Linked DNA regions of Mus musculus: region 1 is linked to region 2. Evidence: chromatin loops called from intact Hi-C (ENCODE). Cell type or tissue: heart. All regions are shown on one strand. Each heading gives the region's core, and the rest is flanking DNA. Links, peaks and the distances in the headings are about the cores only. Region 1 holds the start of Zfp110 (zinc finger protein 110). Region 2 holds the start of Zscan22 (zinc finger and SCAN domain containing 22).

Region 1 (8,338 bases), core at 6-8,005, 63 kb after region 2:
CCATGAAAACACAAAGAGAAGCACAGTGGCACATGGTGTGCTTAGGAGCCAAAATATAAATTAAAAAAAAAATTTAAGATTGCAAAAAGTGAAAACTATGTCTTTTATTAATATTAACACAAAAATACAACCTTATAGCAAGGCATTTCTTATATCTACTATGCTACCACTTTAACATAGTGATTTAAAGGGGAAAAATTATAATGATTCTTCCAATCACCTTGGAAGATTCTGCAATGGAAATAGGTATTTCCCTATTTAACATATAGCAATGATTTTTTCATTCATTAGAAAGCACTAGATGAATTTTTATTCATTCATAAGAGTGTTGATGTGAAACAAAGCATAATCTAGCATCATGCTCATCAAAACCTACACATTTTCCTATATGCCACTCTTTATTTTCAGAATCATGTTTTGGATATGATGATGGAACTATGTAATTGTCCAAAGCAAAGAAAAAATTAACAACACCCATAGACTCATATGTTTGAATACTTGGCCCCAGTTGACTGAACTGTTTGGTAGGATTAGAAGTTGTGGCCTTGCTGGATGAGGTGTGTCCCCTGGGGGTATTTCCAAAGCTCATGCCAGCCCCAGTTAGCTCTCTCACTGCCTTCTGCTTGTGAATCAGATGTAAACTCTCAGTTACTGCTGCAGTGCCATGGTACCCAACTATGATGGTCATGGACTAATAATAACCCTTTGAAACTGTAAGTAAGCCCCCAATTACATGGATCTACAGATTTGGAGTTTACCTTGCTTAGTTTTGATTAGGCCCAGTATTTCCTCACTTTCCCTCTTCTGTAATGGAAATATATTCTGTGCCATTGTATGTTAGAAGAACGTAACTTGCTTTTTGAATTTTAACAGGGTTACAATTAAAGAGATTGCTTTGAGTCTCAGAGAAGACATTGAACTTGTATGAGAGCAGTGCCCTCAGAAGACAGAACAGGGCATCATGTAACTCCTTAGACTGGAGTTGCAGATGGTTCTGAGTTGCCATGTGATTGATAGGGCTCTGCAAACATAACCAATGCTCTAACCACTGAGCAATCTCTCCAACCTCAAGGCTATGACCTTTTAAAATACTGAGACTATGAAAGGCTATGAGGACTTTTGAAGTTGGACTGAATACATACTACACCATGGGCTTATGAGGCCAGCAAACGGATTGTGGTGATTTGAATGAGAATGGCCCTCCAGGCTAATATATTTGAATGTTTGGTTCCAGGTTGGTGGAACTATTTAGAAGGATTAGGTGTTGCCCTGTTGGAGGAGCTATGTCACTGGGGTTGAGTTTTGAGGTTTCAAAAGTCCATGCCATTCCCAGTTACCTTGAGCTCTCTCTAGCTGCTTCTGGCTTGGGAATTAAGAAGTAGGCTCTTAGCCTGTTGCTGTGCTCATCACCATGAAGGTTATGGACTTACCCACTGAACTACACGAAAACCCTCAATTAAATGCTTTTTCTTGTATCCTGGTCATGGTATATCTTCACAGCAACAGAAAAGTAATTAAAACCTCAATGTTAAGAGGATTTGGCAGCATGTAGGCTCATATGAACAACCATGCAAGGATTAATCAGAACAGGTAATAGCAACGATTAAGTCCAATCAAATTTAATATACATTCTAACATCTTTTTTCGACTAATCTAGACAAACAGGTCTTTATCTGGAGGATTAAAAGACATCTAAGATTTCTTTGTTTTTTTTTTTTTTTGTTTTTGTTTTTTTAAAGACGGTTTCTCTGCATACTCCTGGCTATCCTGAAACTTGCTCTGTACACCAGGTGGGCTTAAATTTACAGAGATCCAACTGCCTCTGTTTCCCAAGTGCTGGGATTAAAGGTGTGAGCTACCACTACCTGGCCAAGATTACTTTTTTAAACTACAAGGGGTATAGAAATTTATTAAAGTTCATTAATATACAATAAAATGTGTCACATTATGGCATGCACCCAGAAAGGGGGAAAAAAATCAAAACCCAAAGCACAAGAACACAGAAGAGGCTTCTGTGCTGTGGCAATAGTAATTTAGTCTACAGAAAGATGCTGTTTTCAACAACAGGAGATCATCTGAATTTTTGGGGGGGCTCAAGGATTTTATGCCTACTATATATAAACTGAAACCAGATAAATAGAACAACAAAAAAGGTAAAAATGTTCAAGTTTACAAAAGTATTCAGACAATATGCCTATGTGCTTAAAAACAACAACAACAACAACAACAACAACAAACTTAGAAGAGAAATAAAAACAGGAACCAGTGGGGTAACACACATTTGTAATTCCAGAACTTCCAAGAGCGAGGGATGATCAGAAATTCATATCCTTAGTTAATTAATAGGTTGGAGGCCAGCCTGAACTACCTAAGACCTTATCTCAAAACAAAACAAAAATCCAAAACAACAAAACCCCCAACACAAACCCTACCACCACTACACACTAAGGCCAAATATCACAACATCCACCCCTAAATAAAGACTGGAGCCGAGTATGTTAGTTCAAGTGGTAGCATGTCTGCTCTGCTCATCATGTGAAAGGCCCTGGGCTTAAACACTAGCATCATGAAAAAAATGACTGCAGACTGGAAACTATCCTATTTATTATGACATGATACCTGGATTCTCATTCTGCTTAGAAGACATTAGTCTTGGAATAACCAGAAGATTCACCCCTTTGGACACTCCCATATGCCTGGCTCTTACCTGGAAGAGTATCTTGAGGAATTTCTCTCTGCATTGGCCAGCAGTCTTCGGCTTTTTCTAGCTGAGATATCACATTTGGCTTTGAAAAGTGATGCTCTGCTCAATGGAAAGGAGACAGGGCTTGGAGGTCTGCTTAGAGAAAATGCTGTCCTGCTGCAACATTCTCGCCCCTCCTTCCCCCATGCTGGGACATGAAAGCTTTTGCTTCCCTGCTAAATTTGACAGTTGAAAAAGAACTGGTCAGGACTATCAACTTTTGTTTCTGCTTAAACAGAGACACAAAGCTTAGAGACACAGCTATGATGAAATAACCAGAGAGGACAGAAGACCTCCTAAGAATCATAAAGAAGTCACAATTTTGATGATAACCCCGAGCTGCTGGACAATGATATATTTTTTTATGTTTGACATGCCATAAAAATTATAGCCAACTCTCACTACAGCTACAAACATCTCTTAAAAGCTCTGCCCAGTATTCAGGGACTCTGAAGTATTGCTTGGATGAAACTTCTGAAGTCATACTGAAAAGCTGCCTTTTTCCTCTCTACCAAGCTCTACACTCCCTTAACACTTCTCCTCTGGTCCCTTTAGCCTGAGCCCAAGCACTTACAGTTCAGGGGTACCGCACATCCAGAATTGGGGTGGGGGCAGGTAGAGTCAAGCCTGGCACTGAACTTCCAATCCTCCTCCACCTCTGAGGTGCTGGAATTAAAAGCATGCTCCACCCACCCAAACAGCTCTTTATTAAAGTGGAGGCTGCCTTACCCACTGAAATCATGTTGCTGTAGTTCTCCATCATGATCTCCCTGTACAGGCACTTCTGTTGGAAGTCCAGCTGTGCCCACTCTTCCTCGGTAAACGTCAGAGATACATCTTCAAACTTCACAGACTCCTGAAAGGCACAAGATGCAGTTCAGTCCAGGGTTTTCCTCTTCTACAGTGACAGAAAAATAGGAAGGCTGAGCAAGATGACCCAGCTACATTTTACTTATCTCATGTTCCTTTGTCTGAATCCTTGAGCAAATCGGTCTGACACTAATCAGGGGACACGTGAGACTGTGGTCTATGAAAACCTGTTCATTTCTCACTAATCAGGGGATAGGACTGTTGGTTCCCATCTATACCTCTTTTCTTGTTTTTGAATTGTCACTTCCTTAAAGTAGTTGCTGAAAACTAAACATGAGCTTCTTATCTTCTTACACTTGTCAGTTTCTTTCACCAGACCCTCAGCTTAAAAAAAAAAAAAAAAAAAAAAAAAAAAAAAAGAAAAAATAAAGGTTGAAAAGGATTGGTGAGATGGCTCAGTGGGTAAAGGTGCCTGCTACCAAGCCTGAGTTTGATTGATCTTCAGGATTCATATGTTGGAAGAAGGGTAGCGATCCGGAAAGGTACTCTCTGTCCTCTACAAGCAGGCAGTGGCACACACGTGCATGCCCCCCCCCCCCCAAATGTAATAGTATTGTTTTTTAATTAAAAAGCCTCAATCTGGCTTGCCAGTTCCTGGTTCAGAAATCGGTTTGTTTGTTTCTTCTATTGTAACCACCCTCTTGGGCAGTCCTCCAACTCCTCCCGAAACTCAATGATATTTGAGAACAAACGTCTCACCACTAGCCGACCCCTGAGCCGACTCAAAAGTTGAAAAGAAGCCTTTACTCACATGGGGCCAGGTTGTTGGAAGCGTGGAAGCCATACTGTCCTCCATGTTCTCTCCCAGGAGTAGGCAGAATGCTGACGAAACCTAAAGTGGAAGAGGGGGGCACTAAGGAATGTGCCCAGCGGCTCCCCCACCTCTGCCCATATCCCACCCCTCAGCAGGACATGACCAGTCCACCCCAAAATTGCAAAGTGCCCAGTGAATCCTCTTCCCGACTCCCATAAGCCTACAAGACAGGTTCCCCTCTAACCGAGAGGGGACAGCTGATGTCATCTAATCCAAAAGGCGGTTGGTTTTCTTAAACTGTGGTCCTTATTTAGAACGCGATGTCTTCCTTAGGATTTGTTCGGACCCACGACTACACACCTTCTCCCGGGTCCGTAGAAGTGGCGCCACAAACGAAGCCGACACTGGGTTCCAGAGGTTGCAAATAAAACAGAAGATGGGTGCTGCCCCCGACGGGCTTTCACGCAGCGCTACGATTGCGGAAAGACACAATGGCGCTCGCCCGTCGGTCTTGTCCCGAACTGCGCCAGCTCACGAGTCCGGACTACAACTCCCAGACGCCCCCGCGGACGTCGAGCGGCAGCAGTTAGGCGGCGTTTGTCCTGTTGGCGGGCGAAGCCGAAGTCCGAAAAGTGTGTTATTGACTGCTAAAGAACTAGGATGCAGCTTTTGAAGAAGGATACTAAGACGCTGAGCACCAGTACCTCTGTGGACAGAGACCGAGGCTAGGAGAGAATCGAACCCACTAACAGGAGCAAAAGAACTTGGACAAAACGGAAGCTAGGCATGGGCAAGGGGGTGGGCCGGAAGTGCTGGTGTTAGGTCGGCTGAGCGAGGCACGCCGCGTAGCAGAGCAAGGAAGGCGGGACGAGGGGACAGATGGAACCTACGGCTCTACTAGTGTAGAGGGGGAGGGAATCCGGATTGGGGCTGTCTGTGGGTCGGAGGCAAGAGAAGACAAAGTCATTTAACGGAGTTTACTGTGGGGAAGGAGAAAAGGATGCAATCTTACTGAAGTTTCACCGGTACCCTTAAAGGGAGAGGAAGAAAGGAGTAACTGTAGAAACAGAAAGCCATTAGGCATCGGAATTAAAAGTACTCAAATTTCCATGAGAGGACAGGCGTTTGCGTCCAGATTAGTAGAGTGGGCAGGGTTGTGTGGTCTGGGCAGGGTGGTGTGGGCTTATAACGTTTAGGTGGGAAGTATGGAGACCTGGTGGACTTAAAATATGGTAGGCTACACTAAATGTCCTCTCTAGTTTTCCCCAGCAGAGGAAGGGATGTAGTGAGAATCCTGGAATTTTGGTTTCTTGGAAGAACAAACAAATATTATAAAATAATATTTTGTTTGATTCCAGGTATAGGGATGTGGGGCTGCTTCAGACTGCCTGTAGCAGCTGACCGTGATTTGTTTTGTGCTCTAGCAGAATCGTGGTTCTGTCTGTAGCAGATAGTTTTTTGTGATTGTGTTATATTTGGAATTCTGAGAACTTTTCAGAGAGTATATTAATGTTAGGGCCCGATAGGCTAGGGGCTGGGCTGGACCAGTTGGTTGTATAGGGAGGAGGTTGGTTGTGGTTTCGTAGTAGCTGAGGTCAAAGGAGAAGCAAAAGAAAAGAAATCAGATTCAGGGATTTCCTAATTCCTCTCTCCCCTCTATTCCTGTTTCTTTCCAGTCTAGTGTTAAGGGGTAAAAAGGGGGCATGGATAAAGATGGGAGGAAGAGGAGAACCCACAAAGTTGCAAAGACCAGCTACAAAGGGACATGGAGGATCAGAGATGTATGAGGAAAACTAAAATTACACTCAGTCCCAGGGATGCTAACTGTAAATATCCATACATGTGGAGAGCTCTTGGGACTGCTTCTAGGAATTGGGCAGGAATTTGACATTAGGCTAGGACACGGAAGTAGGCTCAGGCAAGAATTTGACTTGGGGCTAAGATCAAGATCTTGATCGTTTTGTAAGTCCCTGAATACCACAGGACTTTGTTTATTGCCTTGTTTGTACCTTGACTTAGAACTGACCTTATTCTTTGCATGTACTTAGAATAGACTAGAAAAAACAGACTAGAGAAAAATAAACCCACTTCAGGCTCAGCAGGGGCTTGAGTCCTGTTATAATGTTGTCTAATTGTCTTTTTCTTTTCAATCTTCACTCCCTCCCTTGAGACCCTGCTGACTGACTGAGCTTGTTGGTTACACACAGGGGCTGATTTGTATGGTACACATTGAGAGGCTGTGGGTTCTGGTAATGCCAGTTATTAGCTAACCTGTGACTAGGTTTGTTCCTAATGGCAGATTAGATCAGGGGGAACTTGAAGTCTGCCTCTGACCATAATTGGGTATGTTTGTAACTCTCTAGACAGCTCAGAACAACAAAGAATTCTGCTGTGTTCCTTATACTGTTTAGTATCCTATTCCTAAGGTCTCTTTATATCCTGTTCTGATTGATGTAGTCTTTGTATTACTTGGGGTCCAGACATTCTGATGTTCTCATAATGCCTAGAGCCTATTGACCTATCCTTCTCAACCCAAGGTTTGTGTATTCCTTTACGCTTTCTAAGTAGGGTCTTGGCAACACTGTGTCTAACTGTGGTCATGCTTCTTATTCTTATGGTTAAAATAGACTACATATTCTTAATTTTTAAACATTTTTATTTATTTTATGTATGTGAGTACACTCTGTAGCTGTCTTCAGACACACCAGAAGAGGGCATTGGATCTCATTACAGGTGGTTGTGAGCTACCATGTGGTTGCTGGGAACTGAACTCAGGACTTCAGGAAGAAGAGTCAGTGCTCTTAACTGCTGAGTCATCTCTCTAGCCCTGTTCTTAATTTTTACTGCAATTAATGTTTATATTTAGTATTTGCTCAGATTATTATCCTATTTTTAGTTTGACAGTATTTCCTTGGATTTTTTTTCATTCATTCATTCATTCCATTTCATCCTGGTTCACATATATCCCAAACTGTTTTTGAATTTTGTAGCTGAGGTTAACCTTGAATTTCTAATCCTCTTGCTTCCACCTTCCTAGTGCAAGGAATACAGATGTGGGCCACACTGCTCATCTTTCTGTGGTGTGGGTGTTAGAACTCAGAGCTTTGTGGCAAACACTGATGACTGAGTTAACTCTTTAGTCCTCAGAATCTCTTAACTTTCAAAAGGACCATATTGATTGAATAAGTAATTGGTCCCTTTTTTAATATTTCACATTAAATAATCCTGGCTGTTTGGCAGATTATTATTGTGTGACAGAATTGTGGAAAATAGCCATTGACTGACAGTTTTATTTTAGATGTCAGTGTGTGTTTGTTTAAGTGGCTTATCCAATTGTTCAATAGAGAGCTTTATTATTTTAAGGAGGCAAGTTCTCTTTTCAGTTTTAAGTTCATTCTTATTTTTAAAAGTTAAGGTTCGTTGATGGTGGTGCACACCTTGAGTCCCAGCACTTTGGGAGGCAAAGGCAGGTGGATCTCTGTAAGTTCAAGGCTAGCCTAGTCTACAGGGTGAGTTCCGGGACATCCAGGGCTGCACAGAGAAACCATGTCTTGCAAAACAAGCAAACCAAAAAAGTTAATTAAATGCTTTTTATTTGATTTAGTGTGAGTGCATGTGCGCGTGCGTCTGCGTGCACACACAGACTTTCATAGCACAGTGTACGTACGTGTGAAGTCAGAGGAAAGCTTTCAGGAATTGGTTCTGTCCTTCCATTATGTGGGTTGCAGGAATAGAACCTAGGAGGTCAGATTTAGTAGGAAGTGGTTTTACTCGAAGAGTTATCTCAGTGGCCCGAAAATTGATTTTTAAAAAGCTTACATTTATTTATTGTGCATGCTTGTATTTCTGCACTGCAGCATATGTATGGAGGTCAGGAAGTAACTTGAGGAGTTTGGTTCTGTCCTCTCAGCTGCAGGCTCTGGAGGTTGTGTCCACATTTCTAGGGTGGGCAGGGTTACTGTCTCTCAAGG
Region 2 (8,338 bases), core at 158-8,157:
ATTATCTTACAGAGGACTCGGGTTTCATTCCCAGCACGCACATAGGGGCCCACAAGTGTCTGTAATTCCAATGTCAGGTCACCCTTTTCTGGTTTCCACAAGCACCGGGCATACGTGTGGTACACAGACACACATGTAGGCAAAACAATCGTACATATACAAACAGTATTGTAGCAGAATTTTAGCAGGACTGTTGTGTTGTATCTGGCATGAATATGGAGTGCGTGCGGCACCTAAGTTTTGAAGCAGCCTTTTGTCAGTGATTGCTATCTGAGATTTATGGAGCGAGTCTTTTAAAGGATCCTCAGAGCCTTTGCATAATTAGTCTTGAGACATGCCTGGCAAATCAGGAAGTCTAATATGGCTGTAAATTGCTTAAGGTGATGGTTCTTTCAGGATAAGCTCCAGGCTGGAGAGATGGCTCAGAGGTTAAGAGCACTGACTGCTCTTCCGAAGGTCCTGAGTTCAAATCCCGGCAACCACATGGTGGCTCACAACCATCCGTAATGAGATCTGATGCCCTCTTCTGGAGTGTCTGAAGACAGCTATAGTGTACTTAGATATAATAATAAATAAATCTTAAAAAAAGAAAAAGAAATTACTCAAGACAAGCCCTAGATCAAGTAAGTTTTGGTATGCAGAACTGATAACAGTGCCATTTAGAAACAATAAAAAGAGCTTCTAGGAGCTGCTAGCATTCAGCCCTCGAGAGGCTGGTCAATGCTGAGAAGCCTAAAATTCATCCTGCAAGGTCTTTCTTGTGAGTACACACACACACACACACACACACACACACACACACGTATATATATATATATATTCATAATCTCCCCCCCTCCCCCCGACAGCAGGGCGGAGCTGGCCAATACCTTTAATCTCAGCATGGGAGGCAGAGGCAGGTGTATCTTTGAATCCAATTCCAGTATGGTTTACAGAGTGAGTTTCAGGACAGCTAGGGTTATATACAGATACCCTGTCTCAAAAACCAAAACCTAAACCAAAGCAAACCAAAACGCAAAGAAACAAACTCAAGGGACAAGTTGTATTCCTATTTTAGGTGAAGGCAGACAGAATGAAAGGATCCTCTCCAAGTCTCCCAGCTAGGGAAGGATCAGCAGGCGAGTGAGCTGCAAACGCAAGCCAGCCCACAGCTAGCCACAAAGCCACAAAGCCATGTCTCCTGTCACTTATACAGTTCCTATTTTCTTATCTTTCGACCTGGTAATCCCACGGTGATTTATTCTGTTAGGTGTGTGTAGGTGTGTGTATATGTGTGTCTGTGTGTGTTGCTATGTAGCTAGCATGGCTTCCAGTTCACTGTCCTTCCCCTTCATCCCCAGTGCATGCCCCACCATGCCTGACTACCTTGCTTCTTTACAAATGTATGTATTTGGGCCAGCAAGATGGTTTATCATGTAAGGCACTTGCCACCAAGTCTTATGACAAACGTTTCATACCTAGGACCCGCAGAGTGGAAGGAGAAGATTGACTCTTTAAGATGTTATGCTGTGGTGTGTGTGTGTATGTGTGTGTATACATAATAAATATAAAAGTCTAAAATAAAGTGCATGTGTTTAAAGCTATACATTTTATTCCAAAAGCTCTAGTTGTATGTCATAATTTTGATAAGTTCTATCTACATTTTTATATTAGTTTTTTGAGTCAGGACCTTTTATATAGACCATGATGGCCTTATGGAAATTCTGCTACAGCCTCCTGGGTACTGGGATTATAAGCATGTACTATTATATATACCCAACTTCATTTTCATTTAGTTTAAAATATTTTCTAATTTCTGTTGTGGTTCTTTCTAATAGGGACACATAGCTATAATCTCACAACTCAGCAGGCTAAGTCAGGAAGACTGAAAGTTCAAGGCCATCCTGGGCTACAGAGCAAGACTTTTCTTTCTCAACAATACATAAATAGGCCTCTATACAAAAAGATAACTCTGCAGAGATTCTGCCCTCTACTCTGCTTTATTTCTTATTGCTCTTTACCACCTGACATATGGCACAATTATATGATTGCTTGTTTATTATCCATCTGCCCTCACTGCAGGGGCTCTTTTTTTTTTTTATAGAATAGAGTTTATTTATGGCATGGGGAGGGGAGTTAAGAAGAAAGCAGAGGGGGGGAGAGGGAGGGAGGGAGGGAGAGAGGCCGGTCATGTGCACGTGGAGAAGGGGGAGGTGAATGTGGAGAGGGGGAAGAGGATAAGGGACCAAGGGCAAGATAATCACACATGGGAGGATGAAGCAGGAGGATTTGAAGACTGTGAGCTACCTAGCAAGCCACTGCTTGTCCCACAAAAAGGAGGGGGCAGAGAGATGTACTAAGCAGGTAAAGGGGCTTCAGTTACCTTATTGTCTACACATATGTAAACGCAAGTTTTGCTTAATGAATCTTCATTGAGTATCTTCTTGGTACCCAGCTCTGCTAAGGATGCCAAGATGAGGAAGACATGGGACCCGTGTTCAATGCCTTTACTAGACTGATATGGACAGGCTGATAAAAGAACAAGTACGTTACAACGTGGGACAGGAATAGGAGAAAATAAGGACAGGCCCTGGGAACTAACTATATGCTAGGTGACCCTAGCCTCTTGTGTCTGTTAACACATGATCCTCTATGAGACAGTATTACTGTTTCCATATTAAAAGCTGGGGAGGGGGCTGGCGAGATGGCTCAGTGGTTAAGAGCGCCAACTGTTCTTCCAAAGGTCCCAAGTTCAAATCCCAGCAACCACATGGTGGCTCACAACTATCCGTAATGAAATCTGATGCCCTCTTCTGGAGTATCTGAGGACAGCTACAGTGTACTTACATACAATAAATAAATAAATCTAAGAAAAAAAAAAAGCTGGGGAACTGCATTAACCTCTAGGGTTATTTTCTGTCAGCAGGTGGAGAGCTGGTCTTGGACCTCACAAATGATGCCCTCCAGTCTTTCTTTATGGGGGATGACGTTCAGCCTTTCCAAACCGCAGAAGAACAGTAAACAACGAGTGCTGCTTGGGGCTGGTAAGAACCCACTTCACACATTCCTAGTAGGTGACAGTCAGCTAAAATGCCCTTTACAAAAAACACAGTATGGGTTGGGGAGATGGCTTGGCAAGTAAAGGTGCTTGCCGCCAAGCCTGACAACCTATCTCCAACCCCTAAGACCCGTATGGTAAAAGGACAGAACCAACTGCTTTAACTTGTCTCCTGATCTTTGTTACACATGGGCCATGGCTTCTCTGTGTGTGCACACATGTACACACATATATAATATAGGAAGAGCTTTAAAATGGTCATGTGTTTTGGCTCAATATTACACTTCATTTTAAGACTAGCTCTCCTTACATAATAGAACTTACATTCCTCTTGCCTGCTGACTTCAATTTTAGTTTGCTTCGGAATCAATCCCCATTTCTAGATAGGGAAGCTACTAACATCTGGAAAGGGACAGCACTTCCTTCAGAGACTTGGTACTTACAGTGCAGGACTTCATCACTCTGTTCCTATTATATAGCATAGCAGCAGGACCTCCCTTAGTCACCAGAACACTTAAGTATACCCCAGAAATGCCATATTGTATCTGATATTGTAGTAAATCCCAAGTACAAACTAATAGTCCAGAAAAAATTTTTAAAAAATTAGTCAAGCTAAAACCAGCAAATAAATATATATATTAATATAAATTACTACATAGTAAACACACATCTATTATATATGCATGTGTGATGTGTGTGTGTGTGTATATTTTGAGACAGGGTTGTCTTAGTTTGCACCTTCTCTTGCAGTGATAAAACATTGGTCAAAAGCAAGTTGGGGAGGAAAGGGCTTATTTTCCTCACAAATTACCAGTTTTGAAGGAAGTCAGGTTAAACTCAAGGTAGGAACCTGGTTGCAAAAACTGAAGCAGAGGTTGTGGTGGAATGCTTGCTTCCCAAGGCTTGCTCAGTCTGTTTTCTTATATAACCCAGGATCACCTACTCAGGGGTGGCACCTGGACTGGGTCCTCCCACGTCAATAATTAATCAAGAAAATGCCCCTATAGACTTGCCTACAAGTCATCTCTTGGAGGCCTTTTCTCAATGGAGGTTCCTCTTCTCAGATAACGCTAGCTTTCATCAAGTTGTATACAACCAACCCAACCAACCCAACCCAACCCAACCAGGATACAGGGGTTTACTATAAAGTCCTGGATGGCCTGGAACTTGATACATAGATGAGGCTGGCTTCGAAAAGAACATGTGCCACCATGGCTGGCTCAATTAATATACATTTTATGGTGGAATTAAAGCAGCTCAAGGGGCTGAAGAGGTGGCTCAGTGGGTGGTTAAGAGCATTCATTGGCTGCTCTTCCACAGGACCCAGGTTCAATTCCCAGCACCCACATTGCAGCTCACAACTGTTTGTAATTCCAAGATCTGGCACCCTCACACACATACTTGCAGGCAAAATTCCAATGCATATAAAATAAAAATAAGTAAATAAAGCAGCTGAAATGTTTGGCGTGGTGGCTTGGGAGGCAGAGGCAGGAAGACCATGTTAGTCAGCATCTCAACCAGACACAGAGGATTTCACTCATGGCTGAACTCGTTACAAACTCATCTTTTTTAAATTTATTTTTTATTTTATTTTATTTTTATTTTTTGGTTTTTCGAGACAGGGTTTCTCTGTGTAGCCCTAGCTGTCCTGGAACTCACTTTGTAGACCAGGCTGGCCTCGAACTCAGAAATCCGCCTGCCTCTGCCTCCGAGTGCTGGGATTAAAGGCTTGCGCTACCACGCCTGGCTACAAACCCATCTTAAAGTCCATCGAAAAGCTATTTCTGTCGGTGGCTTCATCAGTCACTCGACGAGATATCCAAGGCCACGACGCATCAGACGTAGCACAACCTGTCGGACACATACAACCGGTCGGCCAGTCCCGCTTTTGGTTTGTCAGACTTACACTCCATCAGCCGTGACACACTCTGTCCTGTACTCACAGGCCGTTAGGTTTGCCGTGGGCGTTCGCAGCCCTCACCCCTCCATGCCAGGGTTCCCGCGCTCACCGGGTCTCCAGAACTCCCAGCGGACACTTCCAAAGGCGTCCTGGTGACGCACACACATGCGCCTTCGTGCCCAGGGACCACAAGTCCCAAAGTGCCTAGTACAGGCGAATGGCCACACAGCACGTCACCTGGACTACAAGTTCCAGAAAGCACAGCGCTAATTCTTTCGGCCCTGTGGGAGTTGTAGTTCTGAATGCCTGCCGGGGGTTGGGTTGGGAAGGATGGTGACTCTAGGCTGGTGTTTCTGAGTAGAAGTTGTGGGATGTGTGGGAAGTTGGAGCATGCACGGTGCAAGTGAGTGAGGTCCATCCTCTGATGGCTCACAACCGTCTAACTCCAGTCCCAGGAGTTTTGGTACCCTCTTTTGGCCTTCATAGGCACCAGGCACACAAATGCTACACAGATATACAAGCAGGCAAAATACCCACATAGGTTATATGTATATGTATATGTATATGTATATGTATATGTATATGTATATGTATATGTATATGTATATGTATATGTATATGTATATGTATATGTATATGTATATGTATATATGTATACACACACACACATATATATATATTAAAATCACATTTATTTGGTGTGTGTGTTTGTTCATGTGTGTTTATGTGTGTTGTGGGGTACGTACCACAATGCACGTGAAGAGGTTAGGAGACAACTTTTGGAACCCTGTTCTTTCCTTTTACCAAGTGAGTTCTGCAGGTCAAACTCAGTTTTGGCAGCAAGTACTTTTACCCACTTTTCTTTCTTGCCAGCCATATTTTGCTTAATTTTTTTGGTTCTGGGGAACCTGGACCTTTACTCACATTAAGTGCAACCTCAAGCCCTAAACTACAATCCTTCCACAATCCTTCCGAAACCTTTGTCATTTTATTTGAATGTAGCCAGTCTTAGCTAACTAACACTAACTACACGAGACAGCTGGGGGTGGAGTGTGTATGTGTGTGTCTGCAGGCCATTTAAACATCACAGACAGCTTCCAGACTTTTAGACAAGGTGCCTGACTAGGAGGCCTTTACTGTTGGGATTTGCTAAATTGTCTACAAGTTTGTCTGTCTTTGAGCTCCATACAAAGTGAATGGTGCACGAGTAACAGTCTTTTTAACAGCCATACTAGCAAACTTCATAGAGAGCAGCCACAGGATGCGTGTATTGAGGGAACTGTGCAACAGAAAGATGTAAGGTGATCAGTGCTTTGAGGAGAAAATTGGCAGTACAGCAATCTCGGCCAAATTCAGTTCCTCACAGAGACTCTCAGGTGAGAAAACAATGTTTCGCTACTTCCAACGGAGGCAAGGGTATTGAGCAGGCTCCTAGTACATGAATTTGCTCTGTACTCATCCCTCCTTCCCCACCTTGTTTGCAAGCTGGGGGAAGGCAGAAGGGTCGTTGAGGAATGGCAGCACCCAGTTGTGGACACAACTGATTCTGTGAAGCAGCAGGGGAGAGGCCTGAGGTGAACGTTGGCACTGTGGAAATGTGGAATACAGGTGACTCCAGAGACTGGAAGAGAAAAGGGACAGAGCCCTTTTCAACCTTCCCTGCAGCCACCAGAGGTTAGGAATGCTGAACACTACCACTCCAAACCTCTTATGACAGATGGCCCTGTGACTCATTTTTGGCCAACAAATTATGTGGGTATATGACAGAGGTTTCTGGGAAGGCCCTTCTTTGACATATGAGAAAGGTGAATATTGGCTTGCCTACTTTCCTGTTTCTCCCAGTATTGATTACAGGCACAATGACTGAGGCTTTAGCAGTTTGCTCAGGACCATGAGAAAAAGGCAAAACCCCACAGCAGCACCTCCAACATAAGTGAGTCACTGAATATATATTTTTTAGATTTATTTATTTGTTATATGTAAGTACACTGTAGATGTCTTTAGACACACCAGAAGAGGGCATCAGATCTCATTAAGGATGGTTGTGAGCCACCATGTGGTTGCTGGGTTTTAAACTCAGGTCCTTAGGAAGAGTAGTCAGTGCTCTTAACTGCTGAGCCATCTTTCCAGCCCAGAGTCACTGAAATCTTAGCTACTGTAAACTGGGTGCTCATATGAAAGTCTGACTTTATATTACTTTTGAATATAACATACATAATTACCTTTATGCTGGTAATTAGTAATATTTGCTCTGGGCCTACTTTTTTTTCATTTAGAATATGGTTGCACATGCTATCTATCTATCTATCTATCTATCTATCTATCTATCTATCTATCTATCTATCTATCTATCTATCTGTCTATGTGACTTTGACACAGGGTTTCTCTGTGTAATCCTGGATATCTTGGAACAGGCTGGCCTCATACTTAAGAGATTTGCTGCCCCTGCCCCTGTCCCTGCTTCCTGAGTGCTGGGATTAAAGGCCTGTGTCACACTTCCTGGCTCATCTAGAAATGCTACTACTTCATAGAACTACCACAAAGTCAGCCAGCTGATGCACCTTTTCTTAGCTTTGTGAATGAAAAGCTCCCAGAGAAGATATAACAGCTGAGTTATTATGAAAAGTCAGGCTTGGCAAAGGAAATGAAAGGCCGACCTCAGAGGGAAATGTGAGTGCAGAGAAGCAAATTCTGGACACCAACAGTGTCTTGTGAGCACCCTGGAGATCAAAAAAGAAAAACAAAAATGCTGATCCAAAGTATCCTGGGAGCCAGGTGTACTCCAAAGGAGACCCCATCAGATTTCAGGTTCTTAGAAGAGAGCAAAGGTAAGGAGCTGTGATGGCAGCAGTCCTGATGCTGGACTGTTCCCTCAAAGTGGCAAGAACTGCTGTTGTTAGGATGACTGTTCAAGGTAGGCACCTGACAGGCAACTGTTCTGTACAACTAAATCAGTTGATTCCATGCTCCTGGGGCACAAGCATGTGACTACAGCTGAGCTGTGCATATTTCATAGTTAGTTTCTTTTTAGGTTAAGTTGGTTTCCTGGCTCTATGAGAAACCAGAGATAACAATAAATGTTCTTTTTGTCAGGAACTGCATGGACACAGGTTGGGAACCTCCTTCCCCCTACCTGCCTTCTTTTTTCTTAAGAGAACATGTGGAGGAAAACAATTAGATAAGGGTGAAGTTCCCTGTAAATATGAGAATGGTCGTTAGGATATCTTGCTGGGGGGGGGGGGGGTTGGTGAGTGGAGAGATGGCTCAGTGGTTAAGAGTACTGTCTGTTTCTCCAGAGGTCCTGAGTTTGATTCCCGGCAACCAAATGGTGGCTCACAACCATCTATAATGGGATCAGATGCCCTCTTCTGGTATGCTGCTCTATATGCAGAAATAACACT

The links. Peaks named below come from ENCODE experiments on the same cell type or tissue, not always from the same donor. Only the 100,000 strongest peaks of a DNase experiment are listed, where the experiment ranks them.
Region 1: it touches region 2 in a loop (3-fold over the local background); 6 of 42 quality-filtered maps call a loop at or near these places.

What each region holds. Positions count from the first base shown.
Region 1 is chr7:12,831,554-12,839,891 of GRCm38, reverse strand. Zfp110 (zinc finger protein 110) reads right to left here and starts at 5,131. Exons shown (of 8, transcript NM_022981.5): 1 at 4,728-5,131; 2 at 4,365-4,445; 3 at 3,473-3,599; 4 at 2,708-2,803. The coding sequence starts at 4,409. In heart, for the core only: a CTCF peak has its summit at 4,954; DNase peaks (open chromatin) are centred at 4,921 and 5,181; H3K4me3 peaks cover 2,038 bases; H3K27ac peaks cover 1,392 bases.
Region 2 is chr7:12,894,586-12,902,923 of GRCm38, reverse strand. Zscan22 (zinc finger and SCAN domain containing 22) reads right to left here and starts at 5,115. Exons shown (of 3, transcript NM_001290436.1): 1 at 4,944-5,115. In heart, for the core only: a CTCF peak has its summit at 5,100; a DNase peak (open chromatin) is centred at 5,123; H3K4me3 peaks cover 1,600 bases; H3K27ac peaks cover 492 bases.